Regions from separate parts of the Homo sapiens genome. Here region 1 is linked to region 2. Evidence: read pairs that join two places in POLR2A ChIA-PET (ENCODE). Cell type or tissue: OCI-LY7. All regions are shown on one strand.

Region 1 (4,000 bases), 130 kb after region 2:
AACTAACTGCTATGCCAGTCACTTCTCCAAATTTCATTTCCCCACTACACCCTGGCTGCTCTTTTACTCTTCAGAATTCTCAGGTAGTCATTTTCTGTATTTTATGTAACATATAATTGTTACCAGTTGGATGGCTTGTCTGATTGTTACCAGTTAGATGGCTTGTCTGAAGGGAATTTACAATATTATTCCAGAAGTGAAATTCTAGCTTAACTATGAATGGACATATTTATACTCATTGGTCAGTAAGGTCTGCATTATTCAGGATGTATCTACATATGTGTGTATATGCATTTTACGTACTTGGACTGCAATTGTATTAAATGCTTATTTTACATATTTGAACACTTTTCATGCTTTAAAAATATTCTTCTAAGACGCGAGTTTAATAGCTTTATAATACTGCATCTATATACGTACCCTAATTTACCATTCTTCTGTATATTTTTGTTTTTTTGCTTTTGTAAAAACTTTGAGATGAAATCTTTTCCTCTCTTCCTCAGAATAAACTTTTATTGTGAAAAGTAGTATACGGAACTTTGCATCTCATAATCCAGAAAGTTTTTACATTGTATGGCACCAGCAGGAAATCATTTATGAGTTCCAACACTGGGTGCTGTACTTTCTTTATTGTTTTTGCAAAAATGATAACAGAAATTACATTTTATTGTTTAAATTTTAATTTACTTGACTATTAGTGAAGTAGAATATAATCTTATGTGTTTCAGGGAGTGTTCTTTTTTTAATCAATAGTCCATTTAGGATAAAAATTTTTCACATTTTCAACAAGTTAAGATACTCTTTTCCTAACAAATTATGTGAGTTTTTTAATGAACTAAGGATAGTAATCTTTAATTAATTATGTGTGATATAGATATCTATGGTATGTCTTTTGCCTTTTACTTTTGTTTATGGTATCTTTAACCTACCAAGGTTATTTAATAGATTATGAACATGTGCTAATTTACCAAGATATCTTGCTTAGCCATAGGTTAAGACATGAGGACTTCTACTGAAACTTCTCTAAATATGGAACCAAGACTTCATCTGAGTTTGAGATTAAGAGAAGAAATTATCACAGGTAATGTGGAGACAAGTCACTTCTCCAATTGTGTTCTCTAAAGTGTGGTGTTTTGATGGTCAAAACCTCATAAAATTAGGTCCAGGAGAGAAAGAATTAGAAATAGGAATTGCTAACAGAAAAAGACCATTTCAGAATCATGGACTGAGGGTTACCGTTCAAGAGAACTATAACCCTTGGGCCACCCAGTCTATAGAGCAGCTTCATTTTTTGCAAAAGTGAATATGGTGGCATATAGATTAAAGTATTAATTATTTTCTGTGCTACACACTTACAGGAGAAAACTCTTAATATCCAAGACAAAAACAGTGCCTTGCTGATGAATGAAGAGACATGTGTGTCAAAAATATAACTGACAAAAGGCCGGGCATGGTGGCTCACGCCTATAAACCCAGCACTTTGGGAAGCTGAGGCCAGTAGATTGCTTGAGCCCAGAATTTCAAGAGCAGCCTGGGCAACATGGCAAAACCCCAACTCTACTAAAAAATAAATAAATAAATAAATAAATAAATAAATAAATAAATAAGAATATAACTGACAATGTAGGAGCCTCTTACAGGTTCCCTTGATGCTTCAGTTTCCTCTGTTTACTCTGCTTTTTGTGGTAAAATCATATTTACAAATTCTTCTCTTCCTGACAATTATAAATTCTTATCTCTCCCTTCCTTGGATTCGTTGAGTGAACCTATCTACACAAACTACTCTTAAAATGGACCTTTACCCTCTTTCCTGTCCATGGGCAATTACTGTGATTATTCTTTAGCAGCTACTGTTTCTTCAGCCCTTCTGCTAGGATAGGGCTGCTTTACATACACCATGTGGAGTCAAAAAAGAACAGAGAGAAGTAGTCACAAAAAGAGGAAGTAGTGGTTAGTGGGTTCTTGAGAAAGTTCTCCAAAGGTTACAAACTGAAAAGATTGAAAAATTAACAGTTCTATGCTAATCTCTGGTGTCTCCTTTTTGGCAGCTCCATGAGGAAGAAAAAATAATCTGTGACTTCTGTACCTTCTTCATGACCACCGGGCAAGACTGACTCTCTGACCAGTGCACAGGAGACTCATCAATATCTATCTAAGCCCTTTCTCTCTAACAGCTGCCAGAGTTTGGTCTTCTATCATCTCAGGCCAAGGAAGCGCAGTGGTTACACTCATCTCCACTCCGGTCACCTGCTTTCCATTTTATGCGAGCAGGTCCTGCCTTACAAAATAAACGTATCTGCTGAGAAATGCCAATGAGGGAGACAGAAGAGATCTTCAAAGGGAAAGGCAGATTTTGTAAGTGGTTGTTGATGGACCAAATTCCATGTTATAAATCTTCTCAGGGTGCAGTAGTTGATATAACTCCATTGAGATGGACCCTGAAAACAAATATGCACAAAAGGAATTTTACAGATAAATCCGTGTTCCATGCCTAGAATAAAGTAATACCATTATAATCATTATCTGCTTTCAATATCCAACCCTGCCATTTAGTTTCAGCTTCAGGTCCACCGGATCCTTCAAATATTTCTTCATACAATCTCCTTTTGTCCCTCAGGACCTGTTGGAAAGAAAGGCGTCCAATGCTAATAAGGAAAAGAGAAGAGCCTTCCTCTCCATGCAGGTTTAAGTCTACTGAAAGTGGAAATTACTCTTTTATTTATAAATACTGATAGGACTCTTTTGGTAGCAGGGAACATGGACCCACTTATGCAACCTTAAGTAAAAACGGTAATTTATGGTAAAGGAAAATGGATAGCTGTCAGAATTCTAAGCAGGAAGGTCATAAACAAGCTGGAATCAGAAAGTGGGAGGTTGTTGGGATCCTTGGAACTACCTCGACCCTGCAATCAGACAGACTCCTCTACCTGCCCTCTGTGTCCTTGGACAAACTGCTCAACCTCCCTATGCGTCAGTTTCCTCATCTGTAAAATGGGAACAATGATATCCATCTTTTAAGATTTTTGTGAGGATTGAATGAATTAAACAAGTAAAGAGATTGGATCTAGGTCTGAAATTTGCTAGCCACTCAAATACTAGTTATTTCATTGGTTGTTTCATATTTTCTGCCCACGTATGTTGACTTCTATTTTGTTTCTTTTAAATAATTTGCCACTTTCTGAAATTGTCTAATTTACCTAATTGCTGACTTGTAGAGCATGGGTCTTCTCCTCTAGTATTTAAGGTTTATCACACCCTCAGTAGAGGGAAGGCAATGAGTGTTCTGCTACATGTCCTGTTTGCTGGAGCGGAGAACTTTCAGCCTGTTTCTGACCCAGTCCTCTGAGTACCTCTGCTCTGAAAGTTGTAACTGTCTCTCTTTCCCAGGGCTGTTTCTATCTCCTTAGCCAAAAAGCCAGACTTCCTAGCCCAAGGAGGGGAGCTCAGTGAACCTCAACTATAAGGCTGAATCAATCAGGATTAATGTAGTTTCAAGCCAGACTGAGTAGATGACCATTACTACTGCTACTACTTTAAGTTCTGCCCCCTTTGAAGGATTTCCTTCATCACTTTCTTTCAAGAACAATACTAATTGTGGTTGCAGTAATACAACAGTCCACTTCCAGTTTTGCTAACATATTTTACTAAATCATCTGTGAAGCAAGCCCTGGTTTTCCTTCTGTAGTTATCTAGTTAAAAGGAGTTCCACATGAGGCTATAGATGTGAACTGCAGGAGAGGAGGGAATGCAGTAAAAGTTGGTACCTTAGCAGTCTGAGCCACCTGCTCATACAACTTACTTATGCCTTGTTAAACCCAGTCATATATACATCATATATATATAGATGTATTGCTGCTGTGCATGTACAATCTTGTGGCTACATAAAACCCCACTCATGATGAGCAGTTCGAATTGCAGATTGCGTGGTCACTTGATGTCCCATGTTAAGTATTAAGTTTTTAGTAAGGTCTAGGCAAACTTGATGCTGTATCCTAAAAGA
Region 2 (4,000 bases):
TTTTTTTCTTGCTGCCTTTCTTTGATGTCTGCACATTGATGGATTGATCTCTTCTAGACTTTATAGACTGATTTTAGCAGAGAAAAATCGTCCCCTTGAGATAGGACTAAAGGTACCAGCTGAGAGTGAAGGAATGCAGAAGTTCTAGCTCCAGTGAGGATGCAGAAGTTTAGTCTGCATGCAGCTCTGTCAGCTGAGATTGGTGTTGACAAAGATTGCAGATGTTCTCAGTGGCCAAGGCTGTGGGTGTCCTCAGCAATAGTGAGAGCTGTTAGGATCTTCAGTGGTGAAGGCTATTGTGGTCCTTCCAATCTCTTTTTGTTCCACTTGGGAAGTCATGGCCAAGAGGCTCTCCTTTTATGCCAGGTTCAGCTTGAGGGCATGCTTGCAGTGGTAGTGGCACCAGTGTCTGATTATAGTGTCCATGGAAAAAAGGCAGAGAGTTGGGGTCTGAAACATGGTCACATGTGGAGGAACCATGGCTTGAGTCTGGCGTGGTGTGCTCAGGGCACAGGCATCCTCATTGCTGCATTGATAATGGTGTGCAAGGTGGCATGCAGCAGCATCTCCTTCTTGGGAGTCTGCAGCAGGGATGGCTCTTGATTGCCTTAGTGGTGAAAGATGCCCATGTTTTCTGCAGAGCAGGCCACTGGGGACTGTGAATAACACCTGCTGCCTGGCTGATCTGAATAGCCCCTGCCCTTCTTTGTTTCTAGCCATCTCCAGATGTCTTAGGTACGCCATTCTCCCCAGAAATTATTTCTGTGTAGTCGTTCTTCTTCTTCTTCTTTTTTTTAATCTAATGTGTGGCTGTAAATTCTTAAATGGACCCTAGAACTCTCTTAAGGCTATTATCATTCATAGATAACTATTTTTTTTGTGTGAGGGGGAGGATGAAGGCTAACATCTTTTAGATTGCCATCTTGCTGATGTCACTGTGGCCTGGGCTTCTGCTGCATCCTTCAAAATCCATTTTGCATTTGTTTCTGCTAAGCCCTGGAAATTTCATTGGCCTAGGAACAATTTTTATGATAATTCCTTATTTGGGCTTTCCCAGAGCACACACATTAATGTGGCATGGTCCTGGGCTTTAGTTATTTCAGGGGAAATTTTATGTTTTTCCCAGAACTCATACAAAGACAAACTTGCTTATCATCTGTCTGTGCTAATGGGTGGATTTTTTCCCCCACCCACCATTCATTTATTAAAAGGTAGTTTTTGAGGGTCTACACTGTATGCAGGTGTTTTAGTTTCAAGTTTCTTCCTTTTGAAGCCTTAAGGTTTTGTTTCCTAGTTCCACATGGACTTTAAACACTAAGCCCATAAAAAGTATCTAGTATTGGCCGGGCATGGTGATTCACACCTGTAATCCCAGCACTTTGGGAGGCCGAGGCTGGTGGATCATTTGGGGTCAGGGGTTCAAGACAAGCCTGGCCAACATGATGAAACCCCGTCTGTACTAAAATACAAAAATTAGCCAGGCGTGGAGGCGGGCGCCTGTAATCCCAGCTACTTGTGAGGCTGAGGCAAGAGAATATCTTGAACCTGGGAGGCAGAGGTTGCAGTGAGCTGAGATCGCCCCACTGCACTCCAGCCTGGGGGACAGAGCAAGCCTCCATCTAAAAAAAAAAAAATACATAGCTACTGTTTAATTTCCTCCGTTACACCTCCCAGGGGATCAGTAATGCCAATTTACATGTTTAACACTCTGCTTTCACTTCATCATTTATCTACAATGGGGGGATTTCTCTCCTTTCTTACATATATAGTTATGTATTTAAAAATTATGTAATATTTATTCATCACTTATAAGCATTTAAGTGGGAGAATTTAAAGTGGGAGAATTTTCAGGTGTTTTAGTCTAACCAAACCTGCCAGAACTAGTATTCCCCACTTCTTGTTTTCCAAGTGGTGGTGGATTTTATTTTGATTTTTAAATTTTTTCATCATCTAAGGGGATTTTGAAAGTAAGAAAATTTAAATACCAGTGCTTAGTTTGCTATCTTGGATCATGTCTTCCATTATAAGTAATTGATCCAATTGGCTGGAGTCACAGGCTTTCTGATAATATTGATGACCCTTAATTTTCTCTGTATTTGTGGAGTTCTGTTATTCTATAATCATCTTTCCCTTGCAACCAAAACCTTTTTCATTCTCCCAATAGTGTGTCCACCAATACCACAATTATATCTTTAAACTTTTTTTCTTTATAGTTTCCTATGTATCTGATGCCAGATAAAAGTGAAAAATTTAATTAATTGAGAAACACTGGAAGAAAATTCTATTTTTAGTTATGCACAAACACTGAAATTGTTAGAAGTTAGCTCTAGAACTGATCCCACCCTTTGCCTTATCCTTGTCTCAGCTCTGGGTTCCTTCACCAGTGGGCCATTGATAGCTTTGCCATATACTTTCTTATGACTAGTTTTCCTGGACAGGTCAATAATGGTGGTTTCTTGTCACAAGGCATGTAAGCTTCCTGTAAGACACAGACAAATCTGCCACTATGGCATTGAGGAAATGACAATGCTAAATTTGAGTGAGATGGTTAAAGAGAGAAGAAAGAAGAAAGGAGGCTAAAGCTGAGACAAAATATGAGGAAGCGGCTCATCTGGGAGAACCCTGAAAAATTTATATAATGAGATTGCAATGAGCTTGGTTACAGGAAGTATGGGATACCTTCTAAGAAGAATCTTGGGGATAAAGGATTATGAGGGAAAAAAATAAGACTTCAATCCAGAGAAGCAGAGCAGGCTGCCGTAAATAAAATTAAAGCAGATTTGTAACTTAGTAAAAACAAAGTCCAGGAACCTAGGTATCTTTCTGGATTCTGGCTCCACTCTTACACCCCACACCTAATCAGTCATGAAGCTCTGCAGATTTTGACTCTGGCAAAATTTATCTCCTCCTCTTCATCAGAACCACCTTAGTTCAAGCCTTCATCTTTTCTATCCTGGACTGTATCAGTGGCCATACAGCTCTTCTATTTATCTCTAGCTTTATTCCTTCTAGTCCACATACACCCTGCTGTCCAAATTCAAAATGATCATGTTCTGATCATGGTTGAAATGCCACCATTAGTCTTGAAATATTTAGGGTTTATGGGTGCTACTCACCTTATGTCTCTTCTCCAGGTTTGGAACTAAGTTGACAAAGTCAGATTGGAGACAAAATATCAGCTTTAATAATGACCATACTAGACTAGATCATGTGACTTATATTTCAGCCAAATGGAGATTTTCTCTACTTTTCTATCAATAGGCTTTGGGACTTACTGTTAGGAGAGTTGTGTTTAGCCAGCAGAGGACCCTGGCTTCTGTGATAACTCATTGAGATAATTACACATAAGAAAATAAGCAGGAAGAGATTACTTTCTGTTTGAGGACAAGTGAAGAGAGAGAACAAGGTCATGAGCTGACATCTTCAACCCAACTCACCAATCAGATGAGCCTCTTCTCCCATGCAGAGGAACAAATAGTAGGAATAAAAGGACAATGGTAAAAGGACCAAAAGAGTTTTATCTAGTGGTGTTCTTTCCTGGGAATGGAGTGGGTGTCTCCTCCACCCTATGAAAATATAAAGATTTTCCCACCTTCCCACTTTTGGGCCTTACCTCTTGTGATGCTCTTCCTCATACCTTTGGATCTGCCATTCTAAAGTGCCTGTGGATACCTGAGCAGCCCGAATGGGTCCCTGACCTCTTACCATGCTCCTGATGCTTTCTAGGCCTGGAACTTCTCCATCTTCCTAAGTCTTATTTGCTTGATTGAAACCTACCTATCTCTCAATATTCATTTCTTCTGGAAGCCTTTACTCCTTAATCTCCACTGTGTCCATTCACATGCTGTACAGAGCTCCACCACAGCAGTGGGACACAAGTATGTTTACTCTTTTCTATTAGTCTTCTGATGCTAGAATGCAATTTCCATCAGGGCAGGGACCATATCTTTTTATCTGGGTATGTCTAGTGCCAAGTGTATTGCCCATCAAGCAGGGGCAT

What was found. ChIA-PET counts read pairs that join two places held together with the same protein. Peaks named below come from ENCODE experiments on the same cell type or tissue, not always from the same donor. Only the 100,000 strongest peaks of a DNase experiment are listed, where the experiment ranks them.
Region 1: POLR2A ChIA-PET joins it to region 2 with 6 read pairs; 1 of 35 experiments calls an interaction of 5 or more read pairs at or near these places.

Annotation. Positions count from the first base shown.
Region 1 is chr1:157,651,260-157,655,259 of GRCh38, reverse strand. It overlaps LOC105371457 (a long non-coding RNA gene), which reads left to right. Exons shown (of 3, transcript XR_922184.3): 2 at 986-1,081; 3 at 2,049-3,076. Among named protein-coding and RNA genes, the nearest start is that of FCRL3-AS1, 42 kb to the left of the region's middle. In OCI-LY7, no CTCF peak of the experiment used is centred here; DNase peaks (open chromatin) are centred at 1,919 and 2,219; H3K4me3 peaks cover 725 bases; H3K27ac peaks cover 2,069 bases.
Region 2 is chr1:157,781,648-157,785,647 of GRCh38, reverse strand. No RefSeq gene overlaps it. Among named protein-coding and RNA genes, the nearest start is that of FCRL2, 6.5 kb to the right of the region's middle. In OCI-LY7, no CTCF peak of the experiment used is centred here; DNase peaks (open chromatin) are centred at 197, 657, 1,677 and 2,497; H3K4me3 peaks cover 1,841 bases; H3K27ac peaks cover 3,939 bases.